Linked DNA regions of Mus musculus: region 1 is linked to region 2. The links are chromatin loops, found by intact Hi-C in ENCODE. Cell type or tissue: heart. All regions are shown on one strand.

Region 1 (8,000 bases), 560 kb after region 2:
TTTACTGCCTGTGACTGGTGAGCCAAACACCTTGTGTAATTCAATGTCATCGAATGGGTTTTCAGAAGAGACATTCACATCAGAGCTGGAGAGGTAGCTCAATGACTGAGAGAAAGCACTTGCTGATACTCCGGAGGACTTGAGTTTGGTTTTCAGTACCATGTCAGGTGGCTCACAACTATCTGTAACCCAAGGTCCGGAAGATCTAATGCCCTCTTTTAGCCTCTGCAGGCACCTTCACACACATGGCGTACAAGAGCTCGCGCACGCGCGCGCACACACACACACACTTACTCACTCATGTACACTAGATTCAAGTCAGCTGTGTTTTCTAATGTAATCAAATTCAAAGGCTCTTATAAAATATATAGCTACCTAATAGCTGATCATGAATCCACGGATGTAGAAATGATTGTTGTTATACAATTTTCTCTTCTACACTGCTGCTCCATAAACATAAAGATCAAGCCAGTGAGCAGAGAGTCTCATCTGAACTCCAGCCCTGGTTCTGAGGTTGGAAGGATGAGAGTACAGGGTTCTGCATTCTGACAAGTCTTGGTGAACATGCCTCCAGTGTATGTCCAACAGCTAGTGAGACACTGAGCAGCATCTGAGGAGGTTCAAACCTGCCCTCACAATGATAGTCACTAGTGTTTCAGAGGAACCAAAGAATGTGCGCGTTTTAAAACTGCATGCTCGGAACGCTGTCTCTGAGTCCTCTAAACGCACGATTTCTGCATTTCTAGACTATTGAGAAGGACAGCATTGTCCTTTGTTAATTTAAACTCTGGATTAACCCAGCCTGCCATCGCTGAACCTTCCAGTTTCTGAAGGAGGACCACCCTGTTTTAGGGAACGATTGGTTACTGATGGAAACAAGGCTGGGGGAGTTTGAAGAATAAATCGCAGTGCCTGCCATCAGCTTTGAGCATTAAAGTGCCGTGTAAAGTACAGCTCTGGCTCAAAACAGGCCTTCACACTTCTGGTCCAATAGGTCATAGGCATTAACTCTTGCTCAAGCGGCAAGTCTGGGAAGACTGGCACGTGGAGGCTGTGGGAGTGGCTCATTCCTTGAGCTCTCAGAAGCTAGACTCTGCCTTGTGTGTTGGCACTGCATGGGGGGGGGGAAGTGAGTGGAGGGTGAAGGATTTATGTTAGGAGAACCTCACACAAGAAGAACTATGTTCTTGTGTAATTTTGTTCACTTTGGGGGCCATTCTGGATTTGATGGCAGCCTTCAGCTAGTTAAAGGGGCCAAATGGCAGGCTCGTTTAGGAGAAAGCCCCTGATTATTGGTGGTAAGGTGAAGGGCGTGTGTCAGTGGTGTGGTGGCATGTGCTAACAACCTCTGCCTTCTAGAACTCCACAGGCTTCCCTATCTTGTTCCCACCCTGCCTCCTCTTCTTCCCGTCCACTTCTGCAATACCTTCTCTACCTGCCCTTACAATGTCAGTTGCTGGAGTCTCTTTTGGGAGGACATCGATATTTGATCCATTTATCATCCTGTGAACTGAGAATCTGAAAGGCAAGGCTGTTAAGAAAACCAAATAAGTTCAAACCAAATAAACCACTGTATCCATATTTCAGATGAGAGAAGGGAGAGGCAGGCTTTGCTCTCTGGGAAGTTTTCATGCCAGGCTGGAAGGAACTCGGAGTTATCAGAATGTGGGATCTTTGATTAGACATTTCCTGCTTGGTTTTCATGGGTCTCGGTGCCAGGAATTGTTGAAAGGCGCCCGCCCGGTTGGCTCTATCTTAGATGCACAACCACTGCCTCCTGCTGGAGGAGATGTGGCTGAGGAGGAGTAGCCTGCATTGTCAAGGCCTGCTCAATGCCAGAGTCAGATCCAGGCATCTTGCCTCCAGACTCTGTGGGTTTAGTGTGATCAAGTCCTCGCTCCCCCAGAACTCAAAGTGCATTTGAAATGCACAGCATTTTTTTTTGAAACATGAAAGTAACAGAGTGGCGAATTGAAGCTGAAACCTTTTAGTGTTCCTGTATGGTGTGCTGATGCAGGCAACAGGACGTGGTTTTAGAGTTAGTAGTGAGGGTTGCAAATCAAATGAAAGCAGTGTCAGCCATGCACATTGACGGGCCGGATGGGTCATGGGTCATATATACCCAGTTGGCCAATGATTCTTGCCCAAATAAAGCATAAACTTAATGTTTTTGGAATATATATATATATATATATATACACACACACACAAACATACATATACACACATATATAATATATATACATATATATGCATACATGCATATATACATATATACTGTTGTTATCAAACGAAGATAAACTTTTTTCTGTGAGCAATGAAAGGCAGACACATTTGAACACTAGATTCTATAGTACCCAGGAATCGCCGTGTTTATAATTAGACTATGTAAAGAATTTTACTCCCGATGGATAAATCATTCAGAAAGCCATGTTGTAAGGTAACTGAACATAAGGTCTTGATGGAGAGCTCCCTTCTAAAATGTATGCATGTCAGGTGCTTACCTAATGGGTTAACTAATGGGTTAACTGCAGTGTTGGGAGAGTGCCCCCTGTTGGTAGTCTCTTGTACTACAGCATACATCCACCTTAGAAGCATTCTTGAGAGCTCTGGTATTATTGGTCAGAGTGGCCCTCGCTTTCATTTTTTTGTTACAGTCTCAATGGAAATGGCAGTGGCACAAAGGCACACATTTCAATCATATTTTAATAGTGGTCAGTATATTAGAATTGTTGTCCTTTTAGATTGCAACTAAGCAGTCTGAAGATACAAATGCATATGAATACTGGGGTCACTAACTCTTTTGGGGAACACATCTTATGGATGTGTTTGAGTGACAGAAAACCAAACACCATAAGGAGAAATGAAACTGCCTGTGTCTGGAGCCGACTGATGAGCTGTGATACATCTGTCCAGTGGAGAATACTCTGCAGGCATTTTCTAACTGAAGCACAGCTACAGAGCCTGGTAGAGAATGCTGCTAAGCCATTTTTTAAACTTTTATTACATTTACTTATCGTGTGTGTGTGTGTGTGTATGTGTGTGTGTGTGTGTGTGTGTGTGTGTGTGTGTGTGTAGTGAGATCCTGTAGGTCTGGGTCAACAGGCTTGCCAGAAAACATCTTTACCCATTGAGCCATATTGCCAGCCATAGGCCATATTTTATACAGAGGCATAAAACAACTTGAGTAAACTGTCTTTTGCGTAATACATTCAAAGAAAGAACATGCATAGCTGTGTTGATGGCTTCTTATAAATTTATATCCTTTTCACTACTTGAGTTTGTTTTTAATACATATATATTGTATACAATCATCTCATTTAAAATAAACAGAAATGTTGACCTGAGACTTGAACTCAGAAAGCTGGGACTAGGTGTAATTATGTCATCTCTGTTTCCCGTGTGGGTGTTAAATGAGTGACTGATAAATAGCATGAGATGCATGAAGTGAATATACATGAGGATCCATGACAGTATTACCTAATGTCTCCTGTTTAGGTGGACGCTACCTAAAAGAAAGGATTTTCTTTTCAAATGATTAAGTTGCATAAGCCCTTCATGTACCTGCCTCTTAACACCAGTGTTATGGCCAGTAAGTTATGTGCTTCTCGGGTTGACAAGAAGAGAGATCCATTTCCTGAGATGCAAATCTAAATTGTATATCATTCTCCTGTTTTCACTTTCAACTTCAATCTAAACTTTATATTTAAATTTAAATGTATTTAAAACTATACATTTCTTCCTTCATTTTGTTATTTACCAAACATACTCTCTATAGTAGGCCAAAAAGTTTGTGACGTGTTCACAATTTATGTTTGGAAAGACAGAATTGTGAACTAGGGTGTTTTATTCCTAAATCTGTCTCCTAAATATACGCATGATACTTTCCCTGTGTCAAAATGCTGTAAATCTAATCTAGCACCACCTTTTTATATGGTTTTACCCAAGTAAAAGAATTTAGACTCTGCCTTAGAGATGACTGAGCCCGTGACTTCCACATCCTCGCATGGCCTGGCTCTCCCACGTTCTCAAAGATCCCAGTGTGAGCTGTTGTGTAACAGTCCTGAGGTGAGAAGGAAGACAGACATTTGACTTGCAGGCGACACTTGAAAAAATATTGTAACTGGGCAATAGTTGTAAAAACCCTTTCAGCGTTGATGGCGTAAGGGCTTTTCCAAGAAATGTCTTTCCAGAGAATGTTAATAATAACTCGGGAACATCCCATTTGGGAAGCACAGCAGAGGGCCACCGCGTTTTCTTAGGAGACCCAGGATCCCACTCTGGTTCGACGACTGGTTCTCCCCGCTGCACTAGGCACATGCTTTCAAATCTCCTGTATCTAAAATTAAGAGCTCTCTGTGAACTAATGACAATTTAATCCTGTCTTAGTGTGAGCGCATGCAGCCTTTTGGCCACATGTTCTGTACACTGTGATTCCCGAAAAGTAACTGCGATCCAGGTAGAATGGAGGATGGCTAAGCTAGAAGCTCATGCAAGCCTTCTAAGCTGAGTTGGAAGTATTCCATGAAGGCAGGGTTCACTTCTGTGGGGTTGAATGTTGGTGTCCAGGGAAATTATATGCTGTGTGGAATGGCTGGCCTGCAATTTTTACTGTTCCTCACTGAGAGATTGTTGTATTTATTTAGAAAATGAAACATCACCCCTCCCATAAAGCAAAAAAAAAAAAAGCTTTCTTTTTACAATGGGGTGGTTGTAAAACAACATTCAATAAAGAATTATGTCTATACATCTGTTAGCCTGGTTCTTCCAGCGTAGAATGGCAGTACCAACACCTGCCTCAAGGTGGCGATCAGGTGCTAGCTGTGCTACTGCCTGGGTTGTAGGACAGTAAATACCCCTATGTTAAGTGATTATTATTAAATCCCCTTCTAGAAAATAAGTTGAGTTCATTCCGGTTCTACATGGTTACCTTGTTATACAGTGCCAGCATCTCTTTGAAGGGAGGCAAGCATCCAAACCAGTATTCAAGGTGGGCATTCAAGGGAGTTTAGGAAGAGCTCTTAAGGGTGCCAGAGCATTTAGGAACGGGTATGGCCCCAATAGCTCTGCATGCTGACAAAGAAGCTTCCCTTGTGCCCTGCGGGCTTCTCTACCAGTGCACCGTGTGAGCTACGAGGGAGGCTTCATGCCTGTAGAGGGCCAGCTAATGACAGCTTTTGAAGCGAACACTCGATGTATTAGATCTACAAAATGTAAAACCTAGACTCTAAGCGGTTAACTTGAATATATACAGCATTTCACCCTAAAACAACCTCCTAGAAAATGCATTTATTCTTTCTTCTTGTTTCTGTCTCAAGGAAGACATTATATGTCCTGCTGTACATAAGTCCTAACATTGTCATAAATTGTTAAGCCTTCCCTTATAAATTGTCCGCTTGATGTCTCGAAAGTTCTGTAGCTGATAAGATAGCCCACAGCTCTTAAAATTTTTAATATTTAAACAGCCTTATTAATATCAGAGAGGTCAAGCTTAAATACAGCGGCTGAGGATGAGGCTCAGTTGGTAGAGAACATGTCTGCCAAACGAAAGGCCCTGGGTTGGATTCCTAGCACCACATAAACCCAGCATGGAGTTGCACTGCTGTGACCTGAACACTAGGGGTGTAAAGGCAGGAGGCTGAGGGCGTTCAAAATAATCCTCGTCCTCCATAGCGAGTGCAAGGCAGCCTGGTCTAGATGCCCTATCTCAAGAACATATAAGTAATTTGAATTTCTTTGTATATTTAAATACTGTTCACTCACTTATTCAAATTAATTTAACTCTCTTTCAACCTAAGGTCCTAATTCTTAGAGCAAATACCTTTCAAACTGAAATCCCAAGGTTTTCCCCAGTCCACAGCTCTTTTAAACACAGTCCACATCCATAGTACCCAGGGGCAGGAAGGAGAACTTCACTCTGAAGAAAGCGTTCATACACTGGCCCTCTTACATCTGCAGTCTGTAGAATCATCATTTTAGGCCACCCGAGGTCACTGGGTAGAGAAAATCCAAGATTGACTCAGGCAGTTATTGGAGAATCAAGAGCCAAGACACGAGGCAATCGTGCTCTCTCCAGCCCCATGTGTCTTTACTGTCTCCGTGTGACTAGGATCGTGTGGCTGTCACGTGCATTGGTTTTTGTAATTAGCTTTCTATGAGTTGGCTCCTAAGTGTTAATAGGACAGAATCAATTCAACTCTATCCAACTGCTTGTTGTCACCCACAGGAACTAGGTCTTATCTTGAGCCTCCCCACCATGCTGAAGGTTCCCTGTGGACAGTGTTTTTGTGGTCCCTGTCTCTGAAATGGGAAAGGGATAGCTGACCTGGGAAAGTGGCTCCATCAATGGCTCTCAGCCTTCCCAGTGCTGCAATCTTTAGTATAGTTCTTCATGTTGTGGTGACCCCACAACTATAAAATTATTTTCGTGGTTCCTACTGTCTTGATCATAATGTAAATATTTTTGGAGGTAGACGTTTGGCCAAGGGGTCGTGTCGCACAGGTAGAGAACCACTGGACTAGATGAACAGACATAAATAACAGTGGGGTCAGGTATAAAATGGGGGAGGTAGACAGGAGTGAGATGCTGGAAACAGCCTGAAACTGTGCTCTGGGGCTGGTGAGATGGCTCAGCAGTTAAGAGCACTGGGTGTTCTTCCAGAGGTCCTGAGTTCAATCCCCAGCAACCACATGGCACACATGGCCATCCATAAAGGGATCTGATGCCCTCTTCTGGCATGCAGGTGTGCATGCAGACAGAGTACTCAGGACATTAAGAGACAAAACAAACAGAAAACGTGCTCTGGTGGTTGCATTAGTGGAAAAGAAGCACACTAGGAGACCCCATTCAGGTTACGAGATCGCATTGTAGCCATTTCTTTAAAATATGTTAAGTAGAGAAATAAACATGGTTTGCCTAAGAGTAGGGGTTGTCTAAAAATAACAGACCCTGATAGAGCAAGGCAAAGTGTGGACAATGAGCTGTGGTCTGAGCCTGGCTCCCTGGAGTGTAGAGGACCAGCAGGTATGCGAGAGGCCCTTCAAGGTCGTTAGACTTAGACTGCAGCCTGAATACAGTGATAAGGTCCAATGTCCCTAACCACAGTCACTGGGAGGTCATAGGGCACATGAGCACTTGTGGATAGCTTGGATGAGGGGATGGACATTTAAGCCATGCTTTTTTTTTTCCAGGGACTACACTGTTTGTGTGCCAGCAATGGTTTGGCTACACTCAGTAATGCTAAGCAGTCAAGAGAGGGAACAGCACTAACGTCATATCTGAGTCTAAGTTAGCAAGCCAAAGTAGAGAAAAGAAGGCAGAAAATGAAATAAACCAGGCCAAAGTCCAATGATGTTGTTGGGAGATACAAGAAATCTGGTTGATCTCTAAAGTAACTACTTTAGCAGGCTCGGCTTTCCATTTTGAAATCTGAGATGCTGGGTCCAGTTTTCTAGAAGTTTCCATTTCAGTGCCAGCTTGATCTGACGGGTTTACTCTGAGTTGGGTTTCAAATATTTTACATACAAGGTTGCCGGGTTCGTTGTTGTTGCTGTTGTTGTTCAAGGTTTTGTTTGCTTCTCCTTCTTTGCGGAGCCAGTTGTGGTCTGCTCTAAAAATGTCTGTAAGAACAGCTCGGAAAAGCCCACAGCCCCAAGTGTGCCTGGGGTTTTCAACTGATAAGGTTGCATGTCCTCTTACCTTTTCTTTAAAAACCCTTTCCCAGTCTACTGTGGATAGAGCCGAGCTGCCAGCTACTGCCTTTTAAAAGTTAACCTCTGGCCAGCTCTGGCAAGCATTGGTAAATGACAGGTACTTGGTTGATCCATTCTCCCTTCCAGCAACACGACAGATTGCACCCCTTATGACTGGGGGAAAGCTGCTAACAAGAGCTTAAAGAGCAGCCCGAGATAGGGGTGGGACCCAGAGGTAGAACTTGAGCCTAGCATGCTTGACGTCCTGATTTGATTCCCAGAACCACAATTTTTTAAACAATAAATCT
Region 2 (8,000 bases):
AGGATCTTTTCTTTTTTGTTTTTCTCTAGCATTTCACTTTTTATATAGGGCAAATGAAAATGAGCAAAATTAGTTTTAATAGATTAATTTGTTGTAATAGTGTAGGGTTTTGATCTATTCAAACATTCTGGATAAAAGGTATTAAAATTCTGGATAAAATTCCATCTGTCATGGGACAAATCTAACATTTCTAAGTGCTGCTATAAATTCATGTATGCTAGACAGATATTGACGATGAAGTTACTTGTTTTAGAGGACACAAATTGCACACAATAAGATGCCATTTTGCTTCATGTATTTCCTGGTAAGCGGCTTCTGTGTTGTTGCTAATAGTGGTGGTGGCAGTATGATGAGATACTGACTCACTTTGTCTCCCAAAATGGTCCAGAATTCACAGTCCTCTTGCCTCGGCCTCCTGAGTCCTGGATTATATTTGAACCAACATACTTGATAGATATTTGATTTGGGGTTTTTAAATACAGTAGTCTTTAAATCCCCCAACATGATAAAATCAACAACTGCTAAATAGTTAATAGATATGCTTTTTAAAAATCATCAATTTGAAATTGTTTTAGTATTCTTTGTCTTTTCGGAAAGGTGGTTGCTTGGATAGGTGGTTACGTAGTTATGTGACTAAACAGTATCAATGGCCTGCCATAGAGCAGGTGCAGATGTGGCATGCATTAGCTGGGCCAGCCTATGAGCAGAGAGCAAAGAGCTTGTGCTGGAAAAGAACAAAAGGAGAACCAGTTTGTGAACCACTTAAGGCCCTGCTTTAGGGTTATCTAACTCTACGGGTAGGGGACTCTATTGTGATTTTGTGTAAATGACGGCACACATAGTATTGTTGAAAGTTTAACTGTGACTTCAGCTGTGAGCAGGAGCAGGAAGGAGCAGGAAGGAGCAGGAGCAGGAAGGAGCAAGAATAGGTTGAGGTTTGCTACAAAGGAAAATTTTCGAGTTTACCCTTGGATTGGCATGATTGAAGGAAGCCTTGGAACCAGTGTGAATGCCAGATGCTGTGTGTGTATGTGTGTCTGTGTCTGTGTCTGTGTCTGTGTCTGTGTCTGTGTCTGTGTCTGTGTGTAGTACAGGGGGATTGAACCCGAGTGTTGGCACATGGCAACTATACATTATACTACGCAGCAACATCTCCTGACTCAGATGTCTCTTAAATTAGCCACAGGAAATTCAGGAAGAAGGGAAAGTACCTTTTTGCAGGAGATGTGATATGGTTTTGGGTGTTAAATAGGAGGTGACGGTGCTGTGTTAAAGCAAAGATAGCTGACAGTCCCTTAGAGCTAAAAGCCTGAGTGAAAAGCCATTGTATAGAGCATGCAGATGCTGCTCCTCGGACTTAAATTGAAACTGCAGTAGTAAGCAAATGTCTTAGAGAACATTGTACCAGCTTAGAATATGAGACCGAGCCCTGTACTCTGGACATCTCCAGTGACTGGAGGAAGGTAGGAGAAGGACACTGCCAGAAATACAAATGAAATGGAATATACTCGGGTCAACACAGCACATTGGCCAGAGGGGAAAGAACTAAGGGAAGGGATCATAGAAATGAAACTATCAGGGTGATGCCAAATGCTATAACATTCATAGAAAGCCAAGAACTGGTCCCTGGCTTGAAGCCTGCTGGTGACGATCAAAAACAGACTCTGAGGACTGAAGAGTGGGTGCGGTGAGACAGCAGATTACTATCAGTAACCTGCTTCCTAGGGAGATGGTGGTCAAATGCAGTGCTGAACCGAGAATAGACAGCTAAGTAAAGAGATACTAGACGGCCTTGTTTTATTGCAGGCAGAAGTGAAACACTGGTGGACAAAGGTGAAGGGAAGCCAGTGGCAGTGCTGAGTGGTAGGGGGCAGTCAACGGGACTAATGCTTTCCTGAGACTGGAGCTTTTTAAAGCACTGATGATCTAAGCTAGGATGTAACGTGGATTCCTTTAGCAGTATTGAGAGATGCAAAAGCTTGTTAAGATGCAGGCTTGCAATCCTTTGTTTTTTGTGTGTCAGTGGGGAGAGGAGAGGTGTGAGTCCCCTGTGAGCAGTGGTAGAATAAATGGGCAGTGTGCTTTTGCTGCCTAGAGGCGAATGAAGCAACAATGGATGGTCAGGAAAGGCCTGATGGAGAAGTGATTTTCACTGAGCACTTAAAGAAGGGTTAGATTCACAGAAGTGAAACTGGGGGCATGTCTTCTGGGAATAATATATTCTGCATGTGCAAACACCAGTCATTTAGAAAGCAAAGATTCTTGGTGACTGTAGAGTTCTGACTTTATTCTATTCTATCCTAATAGTAACACAGCAAGGAGTTTTACATATGACCAGGCTTCAGGTACTGACTTTTAAGCACTCTGTAGATACTCTTAGCCAGCGGCACAATCACCAAGATCCTTAATGTTTTTACTAACTTTATAGATGAAGAATTAGAAGTGTCAGTTTGTACCAGCCGCTGTAGTTGATGAAGACAGGAGTTGATATTCAGCCTGGACATTTGCCCTAGCTTCAGAGCTCTTAACTTCTCGGTTTGACCTCTGTAGGAGATTGTGGAGGACACAGTGCCATATTGGCCAAGGCCAAGTCTAGAGCGTCCTGAATACCTTCAGCTGTTAGCGTAGACGTTGTTTCCCGTCAACAAAGAGTCACTGGGCTATTGGAAGAAGCAGAATAAAGTTGTAAGATTGGAGCTGTCTGGCACAGGGTGCCCAGTGAATCTCCTGAGCTCTCCCTGTGAGTCAGACCTTTGAATCATGGTTCATCCCAAGGCCTGGGCCATACTCACCCTTATGTACAGGGCAAATGTTGCCTGTCCTTTTAGTGGTTTTTGTTTTGAGGCAGGATCTTACTGTGTAGGCTAGGTTGGCTTTGAGCTTGTCATTTTTCTGCTTCAGCCTCCCTAACACTGGGTTTATGGCATGTGACACTATGCCTGACTCATTTTAGTTTTTGAAAGGATAAAGTATCTACATTTGAAATGTGACCCAATAATTTCTGTCGTAAAGTTATTACTTGTGGTAGAAAATTCAAGGAGGTTGGTGTTCCCTTTTCAAAGAGCAGACAGGATGGACATATGTGAATAATATGTACAGAAAAAAAAGAGTCTTTTTCTTTCTTTCTCATATTGGCTAGCAATAAAAAAAAGAAAGGAAGGAAGGAAAAAAAAAAGAAAGGAAGGAAGGGAAAAAAAAGAAAGAAACTCCTAAGGCTTAATTTTACAGCTGCCAAGAACCCTGTGGTAGCGTCTGGGCCGTGATAGAGTGGGGAAGGTGGAAACCCTGCCTGATGCCTGCTTGGTTCTGAGACCTAGGAACCCCAGAGGCATGGCACAGGCCGGTCTGTTCTGTGCCTGCATAAGGTGGAAAGCCGAGTCTGCAATCACTCCACTGCTCGGAAAAGCAGAGCCAGCATACGTATGGGCTAGCTCAGTTCTGGTGCAGTCAGCTCTCTGCAGCAAACGTGCAACTGTCTCTCCCGCCTGTTGCTCTGCAAGGTGATGAGAGAAATCACTCTTGCCCGTTATCTGTAGCCAACAGGGAGATAAACCTTCTGGGAAGGTCTCGGGAGCAGATGACTTACGTGGTGTAAGTTTTCTGGAAAGAAGAGGCAAATAACAGAATAGCTGTAAACATCCAAACAAGAAACAGCATTAAACAACCAATAGTAGAATTCTTTTACAACAGTAAAAGGAAAATTAAGGAAACTATCCCCTTAGGGAGACAGTAAAACTGACAGGTTAAAGAGTGTTCTCCTTCAGTGAGGGGAATATTAGAGTGCAAGTATGGTGATGCACGACTTAAGAGCATGGAGCATGTCTTGGGGAAAGCCACTACCAAACAGAGGTGGCAGTGATCTTGGATTTGGCCTAAGGGTATTTCCTGTTTGTTGAACTATATTCAACAGCTTGTTTTCATTTGTGCCATGAGACTGAGGTAGGGAAGAAGGCACAGGATAGAGAACGGGGCGTGCCTTTAGGGCTAGATTATGTTAACCTTTAGTTCATGTGACAGACAGACGCCAACCAGTTGGTCCCGAAGGGACATAGCAGAAATTGTGAACTTGTTTATTCATGTGGACAGCGCCCCATTCCCACCCCCAAGCCCCCCAGTCCCTTAGGAAGAAGGAACTCTGGGTAGCAAGTCAGAAAACTGGCGAGGCAGTGGTGGTGCACGCCTTTAATCCCAGCACTTGGGAGGCAGAGGCAGGCAGATCTCTGAGTTCAAGGTCAGCCTGGTCTACAGAGTGAGTTCCAGGACAGCCGGGACTACACAGAGAAACTCTGTCTTGAAAACAAAACAAAACAAAACAAAAGGAAATTGTGATATCCAAGCAAGTGGTATTTCTGTCTGTTTCCTTCGTGCTGTAAAGTTATCTTTTTAGTCATAAAAGTAATTTTACTCATTCTCTAGTGGCCTTAGATGGCTAATTTCTATTTTTGGTGTTGAAGTTTATAAAGTGCTGTAATTGCTCTCCTCACTACCCAACACTGCACTCCAGAAACTAGTAATCATGAAGCTTTGAGTAAACTTCCTCTATAGACCATGTTTTTCTCTTGGCCTCTTTTGAATTGATTTCTAAGGCCTCTAATTGAATAGACTCCCTTTATATCTCTTCAAATCTGCTGATTCCAAATACTGTCTTGTATGACCAATGTATTTATCCCACCACTAGATGGCACCAGTGTACCTCAGAACCCTATCACTTCTGGGGAGTCCCAGAGCCTTGGAATTATAGCCTGGTTTAACACCCCCCCCCCCTTAACATCCAGGAACTGAGTCTCTGAGGTTGCGTATTACAGCTGAAGCCACGCAGGTGCTCAGAGTCTCCTGAGTCAGCCATCGTCTGCTCACTTCTGTTATACTCTCTCTGATGCTAGGGGGCCATATTCCAGCCACTTGTGGTTTTGTTTTTGTTTTTTGTTTTAAGTTATTTAAAATATTTAAGCAATCATTATTTAAATACAGGCATCACATTATTTAAAATAAACAGTTGTTTTGCTTTTGTTTTTTGCATTGACTCCCATACAGTGGACTCTGGCTTCCATAGGTCATGGCCAGCAATAGCAATGGCCTCCTGGCTTGCTCTAGATGTGTGAGCTCTATAGAAATCTCAACAGAGCCTTTCTGCCAAGTGCTTGTTTCCATTTTTGGCAAGACCCTTTTGATGCTCCCCTCCATCTGAACATGCCCACCCCTCTGTTGCTGCTTCTCTGTCTGTGCATGGCCTGACAAGGCAGCCTTTGGGGAAGGACTCATTTGTGTTCTGAAGGTACATGTTACTGCATTATTTCCCCCCGTCTTTCGGTACTGGTGACTGGGGTGGTGTGATGATTTGTATGTTTGGGCTAGGAAGTGACATTATTAGGAGGTGTGGCCTTCTTGGAGTAGGTGTGTCACTGTGGGTGGTGTGGGCTTTAATACCCGAGTCCTAGCTGCCTAGAAGCTAGTATTCTCCTAGTGACCTGAAGTTGAAGATGTAGACACCTGCACTGTGCCTGCATGCATGCTGCAGTGCTCCTGCCTTGATGATAATGGACTGAAGCTCTGAACCTGTAAGCAGCCTCCATTAAATCCTGCCTTTATAAGAGTTGCCTTGGTCATGGTGTCTGCTCACAGTAGTAAAGCCCTAACTAAGACAGGTGTATTGTCATAAACCATAGCTCATGTGCGGGTAGGATGGTATATTGAGAGGCAGTGTGGTGCGGTGGGGAGGGTGAGGCTTGGAGTAACACTGATGTGGTTGAACACCTCCTATGTTCAGCATTTCCTTAATGAGGGTGACATTCATTACCTAGCAGAGTTTCTGTGAGGAATACATGAAGTTGTAAATGGAAAGCTCGTAGTGTCAGGGCCTGGCATACTTAGTAGATGCTTGTTAAGGTGACTAGAAAGAGGGAACAGGAATGATTATAGTATATGAAAGGTTGGAATGAGATGTGGCTAGGCAAAATTAGTATATACTATTGTTAACAGAAATTTTGGGTTCTTAGTTCCATTAATAAGGTAATTTTAGAATAGACTTTAATGGAAAATTATGTATAATTTTATTAGTATTCAAAAAAATTCGCAGAGCAGGCAAGCTGTAAATCCCAACAGCTGTCTGGAGGAGGAGACTGGAGAGATAAGGAATACCCTGTCCTTTGAGTTAAGCTGGTGTGGAGGTGAGACACATGGTGACACATAGGGGCTTGGAGATGTTGTTTAGAGAGAGAAAGAGTAAGGAAGCCCAATGTACTAGAAAAGGCATATTTAGGTTCTGGCCAGCACCTTAAAGAGAAAAAAAAGGGAAAAGAAAAGCTGTACATTTGTACTCAGAAAAGTGGGCACGCTCACAGAGTCACTGAGGCTCTTGACTGTACTCGAGGCTGGAGGAGAATACGTCATCAAAGGGCTCATTATTCTACTGTTTCTATAGCATGGTTTAAGATGAGCTTGCCTTCCTGGGGGTAATCCTGCCTTCCTGAGGGGTGGTCTGTAGGCTTAGATATTTTCAAAATCTACTTTATTTAGGATTCTTAAATGCTCCAACCTCCCTTCTAGCCCACTGATCAGAGGTAGGGGAGAAAGGTGATTAAGAGGAAAAGGGGGTTGTGGACCTGTTTGAAGTAGTTCCTTGGGAGCAGTTCCACTCTTTGTTGTCAGGATACCAGCAGTCCAGTTCAATAACAAACACCAAATACAGATCAGTAGTGGCAACTTGATTTAACAGAAACAGCAAGGCAAGCAGCCAGAATGAGCTGGAACACCCTGAGAATTCCTTTGATGTAATTCTATGAAGTGAGGACTAGTGAAGAAGAGTGCAAGAGCATCCTCTCAGTTTATGGCCTTCCATTTATCTTCTTTCTAGACATCACACATCCTCTCAAGGGTCTGTTTTCAGCAAAGCATCACATGCCCTCTGTACTGGCTAGTTTTGTGTCAACTTGACACAGCTGGAGTTATCACAGAGAAAGGAGCTTCAGTTAAGGAAATGCCTCTGTAAGATCCAACTGTAAGGCATTTTTTCAATTAGTGATCAAGGGGAAAAAGCCCCTTGTGGGTGGTGCCAACTCTGGGCTGGTAGTTTTGGGTTCTATAAGAGAGCAGGCTGAGCAAGCCAGGGGAGGCAAGCCAATAAGAACATCCCTCCATGGCCTCTGCATCAGCTCCTGCTTCCTGACCTGCTTGAGTTCCAGTCCTGACTTCTTTGGTGATGAACAGCAGCATGGAAGTGTAAGCCAAATAAACCCTTTCCTCCCCAACTTGCTTCTTGGTCATGATGTTTGTGCAAGAATAGAAACCCTGACTAAGACACCCTCTTACAAAGACACCTTCCAAAAAGCATGTGACACAACAGAGTACACAACAGAGTTGTTAAAGAAACCGGAAATTTTCACTTCATATCCCCCATTCTGTTTTTTTTTAATAAGAGTTGTCTTTTTCTCTGTCATTAACAACCTACATGCAATAGAAATAATTATGAGAACCATAAAACTAGAACTTTATACCATATTTTAGATAAGGTGCTTGTATACAACATATCAAACAGAAGTCAAGCAAAACAACCTTAAAATTTTATCATTAAATATTCAGAGCAACCTTAAATTTCCATCGAAATACAATAATGAAACAAAACGACCTTAAATTTCTATTATTAGACAATAGTCGAACAAAACAATCTTAAATTTCTATCATTATACACCTATGCCAAAGTAAAATATTTAAGACTAGTAGGCTAATTGGTTATTTATTTATTTATTTATTGTTAGTCCCCATTTCCCCTCCTTTTCTCCATTTTTAGATAGAAGAGAAAGATCTCTGATTTAAACATTGTTTTGTTTCCTCCCGGACCATAACCAGTATCAGCCAACCACTCTAGATGATAAACAACCATTACATGTCAAACAACCAAAAACATCCATCCTATCTTTTGGTAATAGGGGAGTCATGTTCTTAAAATTACTTGTCTGGAAGTAAGGATATCTTTTTGGTACCCTGTGAAATTTTGGATATTG

What was found. Hi-C counts contacts between places; a loop is a spot of excess contacts. Peaks named below come from ENCODE experiments on the same cell type or tissue, not always from the same donor. Only the 100,000 strongest peaks of a DNase experiment are listed, where the experiment ranks them.
Region 1: a loop joins it to region 2, with 4 times the contacts of the local background. A loop is called at or near these places in 20 of 42 quality-filtered maps.

The regions. Positions count from the first base shown.
Region 1 is chr17:75,367,758-75,375,757 of GRCm38, forward strand. All of the region lies in intron 31 of Ltbp1 (latent transforming growth factor beta binding protein 1), which reads left to right. Among named protein-coding and RNA genes, the nearest start is that of Rasgrp3, 64 kb to the right of the region's middle. In heart, CTCF peaks have their summits at 1,777 (motif pointing left), 2,556 (motif pointing left), 4,801 (motif pointing right) and 6,753 (motif pointing left); no DNase peak of the experiment used is centred here; H3K27ac peaks cover 265 bases.
Region 2 is chr17:74,806,348-74,814,347 of GRCm38, forward strand. The region is part of intron 13 of Ttc27 (tetratricopeptide repeat domain 27); the gene reads left to right. Among named protein-coding and RNA genes, the nearest start is that of Ttc27, 93 kb to the left of the region's middle. In heart, CTCF peaks have their summits at 4,668 (motif pointing right) and 4,868; no DNase peak of the experiment used is centred here; H3K27ac peaks cover 725 bases.